2 separate regions of the Homo sapiens genome follow, and region 2 is linked to region 1. Evidence: read pairs that join two places in POLR2A ChIA-PET (ENCODE). Cell type or tissue: GM12878. All regions are shown on one strand. Each heading gives the region's core, and the rest is flanking DNA. Links, peaks and the distances in the headings are about the cores only.

Region 1 (5,216 bases), core at 589-4,588:
TTTTATAACTCTCTCTGCCCTAGTTTTCAGCTTGGCCTGTTGCTTTATCTCATCTTTCAACCACTTATTTGTGTTTCTTGAAGTTTATTAAGAACAGCACAAAGTAGATTCAATCTGAAATTTACTTCTCATTTCTATAATTACTATTTTCTAAATTATACTATTCCTCTGCCTCAAAAATTATATCCCCCTCCTATTTTCTTTTGGAAACATGTTGCTTTATTCTTTATTTCTGAACAATAGTATTTAGACCCATCCTCCCCCAACCCCCCCCCAGCCAAAAAAAAAAAAAAGAATAGCTGGACCTCCTCCTCAGAATGCTGCTAAACGTTGGTGGGTTTTTATTGTTGCTGTTTTCTAACTCTAAGTTTATAGGCTGGAGGATGCATATATAAACTGCACTGCCTATTCAGAGATGTGGTCCATCTTCAAGGGAACGTCAGCTCTGGGAGCCTCCTTCTCTGAGCCTATCGTGTTGCTTTTGTTTTCTAGTTTCTGCATCTAACTCTCCCTGTCTAGACCTGGCTTCCACTCCAGATGGGTGGGATGCCACCCAATGCACCAGGAAGGAGGACTGTGGCGCCCAGGAGAAGCTCTAGCAGTTTTGAGCGTGTTGAAGCCGCGTGTGTCCTCTGGCCTCCCAGTTCAGCTGCTCATCAATATCGCTGCTGCACAAGCCCACCCCGGCTGCCCGTGGCCACTCAGGGTCATCAGGCCTCCCTCGCTCTCTGCTCTCCCAAATTAGCACAGCCAACACCACATCTCCATATGTTCCTCACAACCCTGCACTGAGTTCTAAGGAAACAGAGTGATGAGTCAGGCCCTGGTATTTCTTCACCCTGATCCCACTATCTATTCTGATTCAGCTTTTCATCTCTCTTTTTCTCAATCACTTCCATGGGGATCTGGTGATTCAAGGGAGGGGAGGTAAGAAGTGAGACAAAGCCTAGTGCCCAAGTCACATCTTCCTGGAAGTTGCCAATGACCATTTTTCAGTGTTCTATCTTCTGAATTCTTTTGATGTCAGCTTTCTCTGTTTCTATAGAAATTTTATTTTAAATTTTCTCTTTCACGCTGTTGGGTTTTTTCATCCATCTGGAGGTCCTTGCTGTTTGTACACATTTAAAAATGCGATGAAGCTAGCTATGTCTTCCTTTGGTGTTGCGTGTAGGTAACTTTTCTCACTCGATTTCCCTTTCAAATGGGAAGGTTCACTATGTTCTGTGTTTGTGAGCACAGCTTGTCCACTGGAGGGCTTCTCTTGGGGATGAAAAAGATAGGGCCCTTTACTGGAGAAGCCGCATAAACAAAACAAACAAACAAAAATGTTAAAAAGCTTTACTTGGGGTGTTGGTACACACCCATTGAGTTCCAATTCTCCCCAGGCAAGGAATCCAATCTCTGTAAAGAAAATTTGCTTATGGGTAAAATGCTGTAGACTCCTCAAAACAAGAGGAACAGGAAAGGACAGAGAAGAGTGTAGAAAACCCTCCCAGCACAGTGGCTTCGGAGGGCCTTTGAATTCTCCTTATTTGCAGCACAATTTCCACGATCACCAACAGAACCCAAAATCCAAACACTAACTAGTCTGAGCACAGCCCCGTGAGGGGCTGCCCAGAAGCTGCTCCTGCTTACTCTAAACCCTCCTTCTGTTTTATCTGCTTATAGGTTTCCCATTTGTAGTTTCCTTCCAAAAGTGTGTTACACTCTATCCTTTGCAAAAGGTCCCTTCCCAGGCTCTTTTTTCCCCACCTACGTTGAGATACAATTGACAACTAAAAATTGGATATATTCAAGGTGTACATCTCGATGTCTTGATTAAGGAGACACTGTGAAATGATGACCACAGTCAGGAAGATTAACATACCTCTCGCCTCACATAGTTACCTTGTGCTTGTGTAGTGAGAATACTTAAAATCACTCTGCAAATTTCAAGCATACAATACGTTATCTCTAACTGTAGTCACAGGGCTGTACATGAGGTCTCCAGAATTTATTCATCTTACAAATGCAAGACTGTACGCTTTGACCAACTTCTCCCCACTTGCCCCCCATCCCAGTCTCTTCCCTGTCATTTGTCGAGATTTTGGGGTGAACAGGGGATGGAAATTTGTTGTCCTATGTCCACCACTGGGATCACACTGGAATCCCCGAGAAGTAGACTCTTCACGCTTCTGTTAACAGATTTCAGTATGGCTCCCTTGGGGAATTCTGTTTCTTGAACCCACTATTGGTCTTCAGAGAGAGTAAAAACTTTCTACAGACAACATGATTCTACTCCAGATGCAACTGTTCATAAGATTATCAACTAAAGGATTTCAATAGCAAGGATTTGATGTGGTCCTTCAAATAATACGGGTTAAAATAAACTTCAACCTTTTCAATAGGAAGAAAACACAAGCAAACCTAAAAACCTTCAAGATAGCACACAGCCACAGATTCAACCATGTGACAGAGGTGAGCAAAACCTCTCTGACCACTCCCAACACTAAAACCAATCCAAGTCTCAGTTCCACCCACAGGAGAAGCACAGACACTGACACTGAATCGAGCTGCAACACGGATGAACCTGGGAAAATGACTCATGCCACAACATGGATGAACCTGCTGAGTGAAAAATGCCAAACACAGAAGACCACATATTCTATGATTCCATTTACGTGACATGTCCATGGAAACAAAAAGTCAATGAATGACTGCCAGGGGTTGCAGAGGAGGGGATGACAGCTAATGGGGCCCAGGTTCTTTTTGAAGTGATAAAAATGTTCTAAAATTAGATAGTGCTGATGGTCGCACAACTTTATGAATATACTAAAAGCCATTCAATTGTGTAATTTAAAAGGATGACTATAATGGCATGTGGATTATAGTGATTTCTAAAAAGAGAATAGGTGCTTTATTACCAAATACACTGAAGGTGCACAGTCCCTCGCTCCTGTAATATTTCACTGGATCAGAAATTACTTCAGAGCACAGGGTCTCTGCTACAACACAGAGCAGCAAACCAATCATACATAAATCTGAGAAGAGCCGGGCTCAGTGGCTCACGCCTGTAATCCCAGCACTTTGGGAGGCCAAGGCGGGTGGACTGAGGTCAGGAGTTCAAGACCAGCCTGGCCAACATGGTAAAACCCCATCTCCACTAAAAATAGAAAAATTAGCTGGACGTGGTGGCGGGCGCCTGTAGTCTCAGCTACTTCAGAAGTTGAAGCAGGAGAATCGCGTGAATCCAGGTGGCGGAGGTTGCAGTGAGCCGAGATCACGCCATTGCACTCCAGCCTGGGCAACAAGAGCGAAACACCGTCTCAAAAAAAATAAATAAAATAAAATAAATCTGAAAAGAAAGCTATCAGACTATTCTTTTTTTTTTTTTTCTTTAAAGGAGTAATAATGAGGCAGGAGAGAAGGAGGGGAGACATGTAGGAAGTTTCTTGAAGGGCTACAAAAGCGTTTCTTTCAGTGGGAGGCAGAAAATCAAAACGTGTGAGAAGCATGGAGACGGAACCCTCTCAGTGTAAAATAGGAAAGGATTCTTCAAAATACCGTTCATGGCGGCGCAGACAGAGCAGCAATCTGTGAAGGACCGCAAAATTCTCCGCCCTTAAATTTGTTCAGTAGTGCTCATATATTACATCCACTGAAGTGCCACTGGTTTATTATTTCCGTAAAGTTTAAACAGCCTTAAGACACTGAACAACATTTTTGTGCTGAATAATAAATATGTTTATGACTGATGCCCTGAACCACGGAAACGTAAAAAAGAGCTTCTAAAAATAGAGTACAGGACTTCAAAGAGGCCTGTCCATAAAATCAAATCTACAAAGAATAACTCAGATGGTTACCACAGAATCGCATGAGTTCTTCACAGGCACCATTGGTATTTAATAGTCCCCAAACAGGACGTCTGGCTACAATTACAAGAAATATGAGAAATCTGACCCCCTTAATGTGAAAAAAGAAAAACAAAATGCTTGAGATAAGTATGTGAAAATCACTAGTCTTATGATCATTACATTGATCATAAAAACCACTTTAAAACATAATTCATTTTCAGCTACAGGATGGTGATATGGACCTGGTCCTGTTAAGACAGAGCAGAAGATGCAAATCTTTTATAGAAATTACACTGAAACAGATAGGCAAATGTGGAATGTAGTTTGATTGAACTACTGATTCTGAATTTATTTGCTGTATGGTAAATGCATAAATTTGAGTACTACTGAACAAATTTAAGAGAAACTGGCTTTCTTTCACAGATCCTTGCTATCTCTATACCAGCATGAACATGAACAGTATTTTGAAGAATCTTTGCCCTATTTTACAAGAGGAGCGTTTAGTTCTCTGGGTTCTCATGCTTTACTATTTTCTGCCTCCAAGGAAAATAATGTGTCAGCCTCACATATACTCTCTGGTTACGTGGCGTGTACATAATTAAAAGGGAAAATTAAAATGCCTTCTAGACTAGTCACGAACAAAATTAATACTTTAGAATGGAATTTAAATCAGTCATCTGAAAGGGAGACTCCGAGACCCTGTTGCTATTTCTTGAATACTTTTAGAGGAGTGTCATTTTTTTTCCCACCCTGCCCTTTCCTTTATTGGCTTTTCATACAATGAGTTTGCTGTGCCCATCACCGGATACATGAACAACAACAAAAAAGCTACAGCTGGATCCTGTATTAGTCTCAGCTGCAGTTAAAGCTCTTTTTTTAAATCAATAGGAAAGTGTTGAGGGAGGGAAGAAGAAAAAGATGCATTCCTGAGAGATTTAAGGTTTAGTCTTCATCCAAGGATCTGACAGCAAAAGTATCTCTTGAAAATTATGTAAATATAGTTTGTCTTACTAAATTTTCCAATTGTTAAGTTCATTTCTTTATAAAACCATGGCCAAATATTAAAATAAAATCCTCACTATGTTAAGCCAGATAACTACCTCCGGATGGGTGTGAGTCTGAGAAACCACTGTGGATGCTTGTTCCAAATTTACCCACACACACATTCCACTGACATCTGAACCACTCCGTAACTCCTTCTGGTTACCAACTTAATCCACACTTACCAAAGAACAAGAAAAATGAATGTCACTTTTACCTTGAATCAAAATGATTTTTAACATATTTACAATTAAAAAATTAAAGAAACTGAAGCACTTATCAATTCTGCTTACACATGCAATCTAGTCTATAGGATGCAAATAATGATATTAGACAATAAGC
Region 2 (4,608 bases), core at 609-4,608, 320 kb after region 1:
TACCCAAGAGCAGTAAAAGTCTGAGCCATGGGCAAAGAGGGGAGACTCAAGAAGGCGGGCAGGCCAGGCACAGTGGCTCCCGCCTGTAATCCCAGCACTTTGGGAGGCCAAGGCAGGTGGATCATTTGAGGTCAGGAGTTTGAGACCAGCCTGGCCAACGTGATGAGACCCTGTCTCTAGTAAAAACAAAAAAATTAGCTGGGCATGGTGGCGTGTGCCTGTAATCTCAGCTACTTGGGAGGCTGAGGCATGAGAATTGCTTGAACCCAGGAAGCAGAGATTGCGCCATTGCACTCCAGTCTGGGCGACAGAGCGAGACTCTGTCTCAAAAAAAAAAAAAAGCAGGGTAGGAGAGACAGGTTTGCTGTCCCATTGGAACGTGGGTCACAGCAGCCACACTAAGTCCAGTTACGGAGATGTAACCACCCAAGGGGTCACCTTGCCCGCTGCCTAGACAGAGCCGACTTATCAAGACAGGGGAATTGCAATGGAGAAAGAGTAATTTATGCAGAGCCAGCTGTGCGGGAGACCGGAGTTTTATTATTACTCAAATCAGTCTCCCCGAGCATTTGGGGATCAGAGTTGGTTTTTTCTTTTTTTTGAGATGGAATCTTGCTCTGTCACTCAGGCTGGAGTGCAATGGCGTGATATCGGCTACTGCAACCTCCATCTCCTGGGTTCAAGCGATTCTCCTGCCTCAGCCTCCTGAGTAGCTGGGATTACAGGCACGCGCCACTCTGCCCAGCTAATTTTTGTATTTTTAGTAGAGACAGGGCTTCACCATGTTGGTCAGGCTGGTCTTGAACTCCTGATCCCATGATCCGCCTGCCTCAGCCTCCCAAAGTGCTGAGATTACAAAGTTTTATTTTATTTATTTATTTATTTGTTTGTTTGTTTATTTATTTATTTATTTGTCTGAGACAGAGTCTCGCTCTGTCGCCCAGGCTGGAGAGCAATGGTGCGATCTCAGCTCACTGCAAGCTCCGCCTCCCGGGTTCATGCCATTCTCCCGCCTCAGCCTCCTGAGTAGCCGGGACTACAGGCGCCCACCACCGCGCCCGGCTACTTTTTTGTATTTTTAGTAGAGACGGGGTTTCACTGTGTTAGCCAGGATGGTCTCGATCTCCGGACCTTGTGATCCCCCCGCCTCGGCCTCCCAAAGTGCTGGGATTACAGGCGTGAGCCACAGAGTTTTTACAGATAACTTGGCGGGTAGGGGCTTGTGGGCAGTGCTGATTGGTCAGGTTGGAGATGGAATCATGGGAGGTCGAAGTGAGGTTTTCTTGCTGTCTTCTGTTCCCGGGTAGGATGGCAGAACTGGTGGAGCCCGATGACTCGTCTGGATGGTGTCAGCTGATCCATCCAGTGCAGGGCCTGCAAAATAGCTCAAGCACTGACCTTAGGTTTTATAAAAGTAATGTTACCCCCAGGAGCAATCTGGGGAGGTTCAGACTCTTGGAGCCAGAGGCTGCACAGCCCCTAAACTGTCATTTCTAATCTTGTAGCTAATCTGTTAGTCCTGCAAAGTCAGACTGGTCCCCAGGAAAGAAGGGGGTCTTTTCGGGAAAGGGCTGTTATCAGTTTTGTTTCAGAGTCAAACCATGAACTGAATTACTTCCCAAAGTTAGTTCAGCCTATGCCCAGGATGAACAAGGACAGCGTAAAATTGGTTAGGTCTGATTTCTTTGACTGTCATAATTTTCTCAGTTATAATTTTGCAGTGATGGTTTCAGAGACACAAAGGAGGATGCATTTGACAACATGACTTTGGGGTCAGCTGTATATGCTCCCCCTTGATGGTCTAATCGCCTGACTGGCTCTTCTTTCAGCTGCACAGATAGAGCCAATTTACTGAGACAACGGTATTGCAGTAAAGAAAGCTTAATTAATGCAAGGCTAGCCACGTGGAAGGACTGGAGTTTATCACTCAAATCAGTCTCCTGGAAAATTCAGAGACTAGGGTTTTGTAAGAATAATTTGGTGAGTGGGGGCTAGGGAATGGGGAATCCTCATTGTTTGCACTGGGGATGAAATCCTAGGGGGCTGGAGCTACCTTCTTTTTTTTTTTTTTTTGAGACGGAGTCTTGCTCTGTCGCCCAGGCTGGAGTGCAGTGGCATAATCTTGGCTCACTGCAAGCTCTGCCTCCCAGGTTCATGCCATTCTCCTGCCTCAGCCTCCCGAGTAGCTGGGATTACAGGTTCCCGCCACTACGCCCGGCTAATTTTTTGTATTTTTAGTAGAGACGCGGTTTCAGCATGTTAGCCAGGATGGTCTCCATCTCCTGACCTCGTGATCCGCCCTCCTCGGCCTCCCAAAGTGCTGGGATTACAGGCGTGAGCCACTGCGCCCAGCCCGGAGCTATCTTCTTGAGCTGGGCCGGTCCCTGGGTGGGATCATGTGACCAGCTGAGCCCTTTTACCAGTCACAGTGGCACCAGCTGGTCCATTACAATACAGGATCTAAAAGATACCTTGAACACCAATCTTAGGTTTTCCAGTAGTGATGTTATCTATAGGAGCAACTGGGAAGGTTATGAATCTTTTGACTTCTGGAACAATGGCTGGTTGTCATTGAAGTTGGCCTCCACTTTAGCAGAGTTCATATTCCTCACACAAGCCTAATCTTTGGTTGTTTATTAGTTTTACAAAGGTGGTTTAGTCCATGAACAAGGAGGGGCTAGTTGTTGGGAAGGGGCTTTTATCATTTTTTTAAAGTTAAACTTAGGGCTGGGTGAGGTGGCTCACACCTGTAATCCCAGCACTTTGGGATGCCAAGGCGGGCAGATCACGAGGTCAGGAGTTCAAGACCAGCCTGGCCAATATGGTGAAACCCCATCTTTACTAAAAATACAAAAAAAAAATTAGCTGGGTGTGGTGGCACACACCTGTAGTCCCAGCTACTTGGGAGGCTGAGGCAGGAGAATCGCTTGAACCCAGGAGGCAGAGGTTGCAGTGAGCCAAGATCGCGCCACTGACTCCAGCCTGGGTGACAGAGTGAGACTCCGTCTCAAAAAAAAAAAAAAAAATTGAACTAAGCTGGTTTACACCTATAATCCCAGCACTTTGAGAGGCTGAGGCAGGAGGATCGCCAGAGCCCAGGAGTTCGAGACCAACCTGAGCAACATAGAGGTACCCCATCTCTACAAAAATTAAAAAATATCCATGCATGATGGCACTTCCCTGTAGTCCCAGCTACTCAGGAGGCTGAGGCTGGAGGATTGCTTGAGGCCAAGAGTTGGAGGCTGCAGTAAGCCATGATCTGGCCACTGCAATCCAACTTGGGTAACAAAGTGAGACCCAGTCTCAAAAAAAAAAAAAATTAAAAAAAAAAGTTAAACGAAATTCCTCCCATAGTTATCTTGGCCGATATCCAGGAATGACCAAGGGCAGCTTGGAGGTTAGAAGTAGGATGGAGTCAGGTCAGATTTCGCTCACTGTCATATTTGCAAAGGCAGTTTCAGTCTCCACCCACTCTTGGGAGTATCATGAGAGAGTGACAGTCAGGGTGAGGCATGCCAGCTACTGCAATGAGCAAGCTCACCGTGTCTGTGTGTGCAACAACCACCCAACACTATGTATTCCAGATGCCTCTCCCTCTGGTCCTCTTGCTTCCAGCTCGTGTTCAGAAACCCTTCTGACACTGCAGTCTCAGGCAGCACGGCTTCCAAGGCCTTATTCTGGAGGCCTCCATCCAGTGACGTAGCATCTCCAGCCAGCTCTGGAGAGGAGCTGCCCTGGTGGCTTGCTGGGCCAGAGGAATTATCAGAACCCGGGGGGCTACGGTGATCACTAGAGCCATTCCCTGGGGACATTTCACAGTCTGTGGGAGGCTCATTCCAGGTTCCTTCCATTGGCCTCACCCTTAGAGCCTCCCTGGGGGATTGTAGTGCACGTCCTCTTTGGCTTCCATGTTACCCCCTCTTCCCTGACTCTCCTCCCACTTCTTTTGCTTTGTTTTGTTTATTTAAAAACATTTTTTTTTGGCCGGGCGCGGTGGCTCACATCTGTAATCCCAGCACTTTGGGAGGCTGAGGCGGGGGGATCACAAGGTCAGGAGATCGAGACCATCCTGGCTAACATGGTGAAACCCTGTCTCTACTAAAAGTACAAAAAATTAGCCGGGTGTGGTGGTGGGCGCCTGTAGTCCCAGCTACTGGGGAGACTGAGGCAGGAGAATGGCGTGAACCTGGGAGGCAGAGGTTGCAGTGAGCCGAGATGGCGCCACTGCACTCCAGCCTGGGCGACAGAGCGAGACTCCGTGTCAAAAAACAAAAACAAAAAGAAAAACATTTTTTTTAAAGATGCGAAGTCTTGTCCTATTGCCCAGGCTACAGTGCAGTGGTGAAATAATAGCTCACCGCAGGCTTGACCTCCTGGGCTCAAGCGATCCTCCCACCTCGGTCTCCTGAGCAGCTGAGACTACAGCTGTGCACCACCATGCCTGGCTAATTTTTAAATTTTTTGTAGAGATGGGGTCTCGCTATGTTGTTCAGGCTGGTCTCAAACTTTTGGCCCCAAGCGATCCTCCAGCCTCAGCCTCCTAAAGTGCTGGGATTACAGGCATGACCCAAAGTGCCCAGCCTCCTCCTACTCCTGTGGACATCCTCC

The links. ChIA-PET counts read pairs that join two places held together with the same protein. Peaks named below come from ENCODE experiments on the same cell type or tissue, not always from the same donor. Only the 100,000 strongest peaks of a DNase experiment are listed, where the experiment ranks them.
Region 2: POLR2A ChIA-PET joins it to region 1 with 5 read pairs; 2 of 35 experiments call an interaction of 5 or more read pairs at or near these places.

The regions. Positions count from the first base shown.
Region 1 is chr7:6,247,969-6,253,184 of GRCh38, forward strand. The region is part of intron 1 of CYTH3 (cytohesin 3); the gene reads right to left. Among named protein-coding and RNA genes, the nearest start is that of CYTH3, 22 kb to the right of the region's middle. RefSeq lists an enhancer at 2,558-2,717. In GM12878, for the core only: no CTCF peak of the experiment used is centred there; a DNase peak (open chromatin) is centred at 2,533; H3K4me3 peaks cover 1,284 bases; H3K27ac peaks cover 3,175 bases.
Region 2 is chr7:6,568,129-6,572,736 of GRCh38, forward strand. No RefSeq gene overlaps it. Among named protein-coding and RNA genes, the nearest start is that of ZDHHC4, 7.0 kb to the right of the region's middle. In GM12878, for the core only: no CTCF peak of the experiment used is centred there; no DNase peak of the experiment used is centred there.